2 separate regions of the Homo sapiens genome follow, and region 1 is linked to region 2. The links are chromatin loops, found by intact Hi-C in ENCODE. Cell type or tissue: heart left ventricle. All regions are shown on one strand.

Region 1 (5,000 bases), 110 kb after region 2:
TGAGATTCTGCCACTAAAAAAAATAAAAAAAATTAAAATGGGCAAAGGACTTGAATAAACATTTCTCCAAAGAAGATATACAAATGGCCAATAGGGACACGAAAAGGTTCTCAACATCATTAACCATGAGGGAAATGCAAATCAAAACCACAATGATACACCACTTCACACCCACAATGATGGCTGTAATTTTTTTTTTAAGTAAAATAACAAGTGTTGGTGAAGATGTGGATTAACTGGAACCCTCGTACATTGCTGGTGTAGATATAAAACAGTGCAGCCACTTGGGAATAGCTTGGTGGCTCCTCAGAAAGCTAAATATAGAATTAACATATGTCCCGGCAATTCCACTCCTAGGCATATCCCCCAAAGAATTGAAAACAGGGACTCAAACAGATATATGTACATCAATGTTCATTGCAGCATTATTCACGATACCCAAAAGGTGGAAACAATCCAAGTGCCATCAAAAGATGGATTTTCAAAATGTGGTATATACATACAATGGAATATTATTCAGCCATAAAAGGAATGAAATTCTGATACATGCTGCAACATGGAAGCTTGAAAACATTATCCCAAGTGAAATAAGTCAGACACAAAAGCTCAGATATTGTATGATTCTAATTATATGAAATATTTAGAACAGACAAATTCATTTAGATAGAAAGTAGAAAAGCAGTTACCGGGTTAAGGAAAAGGGGAAATGGAGAGTTACTCCTTAATAGGTAAAGAGTTTCTATTTGGAATAGTGAAAATATTCTAGTAAACTAGGATAGACGTCAAGAAAACTTAATCCAAATTAGCAAATGATCTAGGAAAGAAAAACAAAATAAAACAAGCAAAACAAACAAGAAAACCTTATGAAAATTCAGGATGTGTCAGTATTAGCCCAGACCCTTATAAGAGGTTTTAATATTTATCCCTCAGCCCCAGTATACCTCATTAGGCAGTTTACTCAATTGAGGCTTAAGTGAGTTAATTACAGGGCAGCACCTCTGAAGAATGCGGTGTTTACTTTTTCTCTATCCCACTCCTGCCACATTCCTCCCTGCTTCACCTTAACAAATTGGACCTGTGGCATGATTGCAGTGGGACCCAAAGCGTGCCTGAACCCACTCTCAGAAGTCATTACCCCTCTGCCCTGCCCACATCTTCTCAGGGGTCGGAAGAAACTTTCCCTAAGGACATCTGCAGCCATGAAGGAAAACAGCCCTGCTGGACCGCCACTGTGCAAAAAAGCACAGCCAAATGGAAAAGCAAAGGCTCGGGTACTAAAAATAGCTGCTACACTCACCCAGCAGCAAAAGCCTTAGCTTTCTGCCAGCTCCCCCCCTCTTTTTTTGCCGACAAAATGGAACGGCTGAGTGCCACGAGAGCTTCCCCCAGCAACCTGGCTCCCTGGGGCACCAATCACACTGAAAGACAGGGATTGAGTTCACAGCACCACACCAGGCTCTGGATAGGTGACTGGCCATCCCTGGGTGTGAGCAGGAGAGGGGCCAGGCTGGGTGAGGATGAACAAGGGCAAGGCGTCACCACAACAGGAGGGAGAAGGCTAGGGAGGCCTAGGGAGATGGTTCCTGAGAGGGCACAACCCTAGAGCTGCCTATACTGCTCTATACTTCTGTTAACGCTGCAGCCTTGGCTGTGGGGAGAAAAAGAATAAAGAATAGAAGTGGGGGACTCACAGCATTATCAGGACAACATACAACAAAACAAAGATTAACCCAAAGCCACAGATATCCCTCCCCTTCCATGAGATACTCATGTGTATACACACACACACACAGACACACACATACAGACACACAGTTATGAGCTTCCTTCTTACAGCTAGGGATCAACAACGAAACTGGTGCTGGGGAAAAAGAAGAGGAGGAAGAGCTAAATGAGAAGGAAATAGTCAAGGGCAAAGAAGACAAATGAGCAGAAGGGGGAGGCCCAGAAGGGACTGAGGAAGAAGAGGTCAGGGGCAGCTGATGCACACACAGCAGCTTCCCCCACTCCTTGGAGTGGGAAGAGGAGTGGAGGGTGAGAGAAATGGTAGCTCCCACAGGGCTCCCAGCCATCTCTGTCTCCTGCACACACGCTAACACTGTCAGAAACATTTTCTGCCAATACTAAGGATGAGAGGTGGATTCACAAGTGGATCCTTCATCTTCCCTCAATAATTCCACATGGACTGCACAGCTGACCCAGTTATTGCCTCTATATATTTTTCCACAAAACAGGGAGAGAGAATGAGAGAGAGAAAGAGAGGACAAGAACATGGAGCTGAGGTGGGCAGTGGGAGAGGGATGGGGAGATTGAGAGGACTGAGGAGAGACCTAGGTGAGGCTGGGAGAAAGGTGTGAGATAGTTTCTCAGGCTTCACAGGGGCATCCAGAGAGCAAGAGCAAGTACAAACTACAGCATGCAGGCACGGAAAACAGTGTTCTCCGTCCTTTTAAGGCCTGGCCTGCAGCCACGTCACCTGGTCTTGGTCCTTACTCAAGAAGTGGCAGGCATAGTTTGCCCTGGGCTTTATGCTAAAGCTGAGGGAGAAGGGAAAGGGGGAAAGGGAAGTGGCACACAGCTATGCTTTGCCAGGATGGCCCACCATCACAAGCAGGGACAGAGGCAGCAGCAGTGGCAAAAGCCAGCTGCGGTCCCTGGCATAAGTAAAGCCAAAGTCATGGCATCCCATTGAGGCACAGTTTGGCACACCTGGCCTGATGATAGTGCCATTCCCAAACCACTTGCCACCCATAAACTCTGGGTTCACCTGATCAATGGCCCCTGCATACCCTGCAAAAAAAAAAAAATCCTTCTCATCATCCTTGGCTTTCAATGGAGGACAGACCTACATCTTTACATTTATGGCCCTCTTCTGACATAAAATACCATCACTCTGTCCAGGAAAGGGGAAACTATTTCAGTGTCTCACCGGTAACTCTTTCCTTAAGTATCCTTGGGCTTTGGGACAGAAGAGACAATAAGGTACTTGAGATGCCCATTTTTCTATCAAAAGTGTCCATTTGTAGGCTGTACCTCTGCTTAAATAGAGGTTGGATGCACTCACCAATCTGTATTGCCAGCTTACTGCAGCCCAGAGCAGATGTTTGGGGAGCAGGTGGGAGGAGGCCACTCGGCCCCCACCTCTCTCAGTGCCTCATGTCTTCCACACAATTCAGACAAGACTGGGGGTGGGGATTGGGCCCTGTGTAAACAAGACGTCTCTTCTTAATGTCTTTTCTCCAGAATGGAAAACAAAAGAATGGGATGAGGATGGCAAGAAGCCAATAAAGGGAGAGGGAGCAGTATTGCTGGGTCTCTGGCAGCTTCTGACACACCTGGCAGGACCCATGGGCAGTAGCTGAGTTTCAGGACCAGAGCACAGAAAGAACTGGAAAAGGTTCTAAGTGTCCTGGACAAGCAAAGCCAACTCAGTAGCCTGCCATGGAGCCCTTGGAATTCCATCTTATAAAATGCTCATGTTATTAACCTACACTGTATGTTCATGTATTTGTTTTCCTGAATCTCCTGGGAAAAGTGAAAGGGCAAGAATTCCTACTTCCATTTTATAAGGAAGAAACTGAAGCAAAGAGACAAAAGAAACAAAAACACTGGGTAGTATAACACATGGACTTGAAGTCAGACAGACCTAAGGCCAATTCTTGGCTCTGCCACTTCCTAGCTATGTGATCTTGGACACAACTTCACTAGGCCTCAGTTTCTTCACCTATAAAATAGGTACATTAAGAATTTCTACTTCAAAGGTTGGTAGCGAGGATTAAATAAAGCAATGAATAGGAAGTACTGGGTACAGCACCTAGCATCTAATCATCACTCCATTTTTTTATTAGTTGTTTTGTTTGTTTTCTGAGACAGGGCCTCACTCTGTCACCCAGGCTGGAGTGCAATGACACAATCTCAGCTCACTGCAACCTCTGCTTCCCAAGCTCAAGCAATCCTCCCATCTCAGCCTCCTGAGTAGCTGGGACTACTACCGAGTAGCAGATATGGTGTGCCACCATACCTGGCTTTTTAAAATTTATTATTTTTGTAGAGATGGGGTTTCACCATGTTGCCCAGGCTGGTCTCGAACTCCTGGGCTCAACTGATCCACCCATGTCAGCCTCCCAAAGTGTTGGGATTACAGTCCTGAGCCTCGGTGCCCGGCCCACTCCATCATTGGAATGGAAATGATGACTGCTGCCCTGGACCCGCAGCCCATCAGAGCCAGGCCAGGCAACTACTCTCCAAAGCTCCTGCTCCCTGTTAGATCCACACACTGTCCAGCTGACCCATGCCTCAAATGAGGACCAAAGCCTTTTGTTGGGTAGCTACTCCCAGGAGGTAAAGGAAATAAATGTTAAAGGATGACCCTCCTGGCTGAAAATGGAGAAACCCGAGGCAGTTTTCTGCTGAGCCCCAAGGCAGACCCAGCCCACTCAGTGCTTTTCCTAGCATATTGGCATCCAGAGAGCCAAGCCACCAACATGCAGAACTGCCAGCTGCAGGAACAGCTGTAAGACAATCACCTGCTTTACAAACTGAAGGTTAGAGGATGAGCTCTTCCACAGACACACATTCATTACTATTTATGGGCTGCACAAACTCATATGCACACATACAGTCACTCACCTCTACACAAACAGAAGTGCACTACCTAATTTAAGCAGACAAATATGAAGCTGGAGAAACAACGCAAAGAGGACACTGAAAGGACGCCCCTGACAAGGGAGAACAACGTGCAAAGGCTTAAGAAAAGAAATGGAATTTTAAAGAATAATTTGAAGGACAAGAAAAACAAGTTTGTAATAGTCAGGCAAACAAGCTTTTCCCGCCTGAGACAATACTAAACAGAAAGTCAAGAGGCAGACAGCAATTAAATGGAAAGTCTTTGAACAGCAAAACAAATGTGGCTTCTAACTAGTCCAGCCCCCAGCTGGCAAGGTGGCTGGACTGGAACATCCCTGAGCCAGTGGCCATTTGTACAATGGGGATAATATCTC
Region 2 (5,000 bases):
AAAACCTAGCTAGAACATTTTGAATACAGCAGTTTGCTTGCCACCAAAACACTAAATTGCAATATTTTATATTTATCTCTATTTAAATTTTAGTTGATGCTGCATAAATGTTAACATGGTCTTAAGCTAATACAATCACAGAAAAGTCTTAATAACACCACACATTGGCACAGCCCCTGGGTGAGTTACGGGTCTGCAAAGCAGGCCCAACGCATGTTTCTCAAGTCACTTAATTAGTCCCCTTTAACTAGGATGTGACATGAAAATGCTACACAGTTTCCCCCAAGTAATGTATTTCCAGAAGCAACGGCAAGGGACGTATAGGATAATTTGTTCATATTAAAGGTAGAATAAAAGTACTCGGGAGTAAGGCAAAGATTTCCAAAAAGGGTCTGGAGAGAGGTTAATAATGTTGGATTTAGTTCTTTTCTGGCCTGAGAAGTAAAAAGTGAGCTTTAGTAAGTTCTCAAGCCTCTAAAGCCTTATAAGGCTAAGACCCTGGATTTCCTGGACTTCCTCATGACTGAAACCGCAGATACTAACGTCAAACATGCAGATTTTCCATCTTTCCAGTGGCTGCACAGGAGGAGATTTCCCTGGGCTTCCTGGGAGACTTTGGTTCTGGGAGGTGAGACCAAGGGAGGTGGAGTTGCCCTTGAGGCCAGAGCCTTGACTGTCAACACCACCAACACAGGGAGCCAGGGCTTGAAGATCCAGGCAGAGTGGTGATAACGGAAACAAAGGCCGGCAGTGCCTCTCCTCATGGAACAACTCCTCCAGCTTTCCCAGCTCTGCCCTTCAACTTACTAAGAAAATATGCTGAATGCCTTTCAGAGTGAGAGAGCATCAGACTGAGATTCTGATTTAAAAAACAAGCACAGATAAAGCACAAAGGAAATCTTCTCGAAACAAAGCCTATAATGGTAAATATGTTCAGAATAGCTTTTCTCCTGTAACATCGTGACCTGCATCTAAGCATCTAATAGCCTCCACCCATGCCCTTGCAGCAAGAATCAGAATATTTGTTCCTGTTTTAAAGGCACAAATGGTCCTAAGAGCAGATTTTCAAAAATGGGAGGAACAATAGCTCCAATGGACCAATTGCAGCATGCAGATATCTTGACCTTTGCAGGTGGTGTAGAATGATGTGGTGCCTACATATCTTTTGGCATCTACTCTTTCGAGATGCTACCTCCCCACTCCTCTTGCCTTATCAGTCTTCCATCACAAGCCAGACTAACTGAAATTCTCAACAATTTCCAACCTAGAGAGGGCGATAATCTGACGGCATGTACATTGGTTCCAGACAACTAGGGCAAGACACATTCCTCCCTGAAAGCACCCCCTTGGTCAGGCTCATCATTTATTCGTCACTAGATGTAGCTTTACTGCCAAAAGACCTACTCTTGTTTATTCCCCTCCCTCTCTACTATTTATAGTTGGTCTAACTTTTTACAAGCTTTGAATAAAACAGAGAATGTGACCTAAGATGTGTTATTAAATGTCCATACACATAAGATGGGGGAACAGAGAGTCACAGATGGTGACAACATGGGTAAAAATTCCTATCTACTTGGAATAAGGGCAGAATCAAATTTTACTCTAGTTTCATTGAGATGACACTGAAATGTCAGTAGCAACAGGCACATTCAAGTGTACCCTTCTTCCAAGCAGATCAGGCCAAGCAATTCTGGCCATTGGGACGTCCATTATACTGCTCACCTGGAAAAGGCAGCGCCCAGCACAAACGCAGCATACTCCTTCACGAGGGGCTCTGTGCTGTTCAGCCCATTGATCACCACTTGAAGACCACCAAAGGAAAGCAGGTCCTGCGCATTGTCCATCTGCAACAGAGCCACTGCTTAGTACAGCATAGCCATCAGGGACAGGAAAGCTGTTCTTAGAGCCTTTCTTTTGGTGACTACCCAAAAACAAATTAAAAAGCCATGGAAAAATCAATAATGGCCTTTTTGACTAAGAAAAGGTTTGTAAAAACCAATTTTTTAATACTCTTAAATTTGAGAACTCCTAATTCATCTAACACGATTGATGAGCACCTGCGTGGGAATCAGCAGAAATGACACCTAGCTATTGCTTATGCCAAACATGTCCTGGAAAATTCTAATATCATAATGAGTCACAAAGCTTGCTCCTAATGTACAAGCTGTTAACACAAAGAATCTGGCGTCATCAGCACCACTAAATGGTGCCATGCTTCCTGCTGATGTCCAATCCCAATGGGGACAGTGGAGGCAGATTTTTAAAGCTGATTTTAAATTAGAAGCTAGGGACTATAAAAGGAGCCCTGTTATTGGGAGGGGGGTTGCCGTAAGAGTGCTGGGGAGGGGGGAATAACAATAGTACCTTTCTCTTGCATCTCAGGTTGACTGCATCTGAAGACATTCATGATAAAATATGCAAGAAAATCGCTCTCCCAAAGGTTTCTGTCTAAGCCTGTGCTACTGGCTAGTGGCTATGTATCAGACAGTGCAGAACATTTCTATCATTACATAAAGTTCTATTCAACAGCATTGGTCTAGGCTATCATTTAAGCTCCAAATCCCCAAGTCCGGATTCTCTCTTTTACTCTATAGCGGATCTCATTACCCACAGTTTATTAGTACCCTGGAACAAGACAACTCGCTTTCCTCAGAAAGGTCACTGGATCCTGTTTTCTACATGTACCCGCTACAGTCTCCCTCGAATATATCTTTGTTGCCACAAAGGCTGCATCTTGCCCATATGCTAATCCCACGCTATCAATCATGAGGAAAACTCAGGAAGCTGAAGCCCAACAACTGTGGCTGCTACCCATCTTTCTCCTCCAGATTCCACAGGGCCCCTTCCCAACTGCATCCTTGCCTCTCTGAACTAGGAGAGGACTCTGACAGAGAAATCAAGTGTGAGGATTGGTATTTGACTGTGCTAGTGTTTTGTGGTGGCCTAGCCTGTTGTTGCCACTTGAAAAATCATATTCATACACATTTGGATGGAATCTCCATGACAGCAGGGGTTTTGTCTGTCTGTCCACGCTTGTAGCTCCAGGGACTAGGATGGTGCTGAGCATATGGTTAGGTGTTCAATGAATAACTGTTGCATTAATGAGTATGAATTTGATCAGAAAAGAATGTTCCTGAAATAAAGCTCCAGTGTGAATAAAAAGGCAATCTGGGGTATCTGTGCCAACAAAATGAATGGGCCTCTGGTACCGCAGACATGAAGTAATGGCTAAACCAGGTTGTGAAGTAAGCATGAAGTCTGCTCTGCCATGTGGCCCCAGGCCATGGACATTTTTCTGCCCCAAACTGTTCTTATGAAGAGGAATAACTGGTTGAGCCACAGCCCAGCTAACTAGGGAGACTCAGGGTTGGGTGCTTTGCTGACATAAGCACCTTCCTTCCTTCCCTACATGCTCTAATTTTACAATGTAAGAATTCACTACCTATTCTTTGGTTGTCCTTCCTCTGGGTTTTCTGGATACAAAACTATGGCTCAGAATCCTGTCATACCACGCCTGGAATGGCCACTTATAAAGCTGGTATGAGTTCCTAGCAGAGCAGCTGCCACTCGGTCAGCTCCAAAGCAACACAGCCCAGAATCATGGACCTTCTGTTCTAGAGTCAGTTTATCTACTATTACTACAATGATAATTCAGCATGATAGAAATGCAGACATTTATATAAGCACTTCAGCCTTTTTGGGATGTTTTCTCATGGTTTACTTCACTAACAGTGAGGAAGAAACGATTCATTCTGCCCAGTGCACATCAAAAGCTGGGCCCCCCCCTGGTGACATACAGGAGAAACCATGACCATAGCCCAGGTCCACAGCTCCCCATCTCGGTCTGGGGCCAAAACTGTTCTCAGGCTGCCTTCGGGGTGGGGTGGGACAGGCAGAGAGGAAGAGGAGGAGGGAGTGCAGGAGGGAACTATGCCAACACCCTGGAGGAAAGGAAAGAAGCAGGGCACTGATAAGACAATGAGAGAATGGGAAACAGCGAAGGGGAAAAATGGTGGCACACAGCTGAGGAGACACGTGGGAGAAGGCAAATGTACTGCCCGAGGTAGATGGGGCGGACGGAGGCCGCTCCTCATAAATAACTCACCATCTGTTTCCACACACAAGGTTTTGCTTTTCACATATCCTGTTTAATAATTCAAATATGGCTGTGAGGAAGCCTGGCAGACCTGGTTTGGGTCCTTGGAGCCTACAGCTCCTCAAACCACCATTCAGTGAGTCTGGAATGAGAAAGGACTGGGGAAGTTCCTGGCTAGGAAAGTGCCATCTTCCTTAAAACTAGTACTACATCACCCCAAGCCCCCATCACAACTGGGACTCGGGCCGAGTTGTGTCTTACTTAATCCCCCAGTGAAATCACAGCTTAACATTGCTGCATGGCAGCCTGATGCACCAGCCCTTCCAGTCAAAACACCAATGATCCAGAACATTTCTCTGCCAACAGACAAATTTGGCTTCTGCCAGGGACTGATTTTGGGATGACCTCAGGATGGGTCTGGTGAGGTGGCCTGTGAAAGCAGAATGGGGATGTCACCTTAGGGAAGACACTGCCAAGTGACAAAGAGCCTACAAGGGAAAACAAAGAACTTTGTTGGGGCAATGCTAGCCCAAGCCTCCTGTGGACTCACACCCTTCCAGGTATGATAAGCTCTCCAGTCATTTTGGTGTTTCATGTGCAAGAGCCCATGGTGACCTGATACCTAAAGATTCATCCAAATATGTTAAGATGAGAAAAAATAGAAGCTGTCAACATCAAAGGAGGACTGAGTTGGCAAATAACCCCTTATATCCTTAATCCTTTAAATATCTCTAATGGAAAAGCTGTTGGAGTTCTTGGTTTTTACCCTGGAGAGTAAGACTGGAAAGGGGAAAGAGAACCGAGGTTCATTTTTTTTCTCTAAGAGGATCAGAGTCCTGCTATTTGAGGCCTGAGAAAGAGTTATGAGCAGAGAAAGAAGATGAAGAGGCTGCCCCATAATTCC

The links. Hi-C counts contacts between places; a loop is a spot of excess contacts. Peaks named below come from ENCODE experiments on the same cell type or tissue, not always from the same donor. Only the 100,000 strongest peaks of a DNase experiment are listed, where the experiment ranks them.
Region 1: a loop joins it to region 2, with 2.4 times the contacts of the local background. A loop is called at or near these places in 1 of 110 quality-filtered maps.

The regions. Positions count from the first base shown.
Region 1 is chr5:139,130,270-139,135,269 of GRCh38, forward strand. The region is part of intron 1 of SIL1 (SIL1 nucleotide exchange factor); the gene reads right to left. Among named protein-coding and RNA genes, the nearest start is that of SIL1, 66 kb to the right of the region's middle. In heart left ventricle, no CTCF peak of the experiment used is centred here; no DNase peak of the experiment used is centred here; H3K4me3 peaks cover 932 bases; H3K27ac peaks cover 3,053 bases.
Region 2 is chr5:139,019,449-139,024,448 of GRCh38, forward strand. It overlaps SIL1 (SIL1 nucleotide exchange factor), which reads right to left. Exons shown (of 10, transcript NM_022464.5): 7 at 1,723-1,844. Among named protein-coding and RNA genes, the nearest start is that of LRRTM2, 150 kb to the left of the region's middle. In heart left ventricle, no CTCF peak of the experiment used is centred here; no DNase peak of the experiment used is centred here.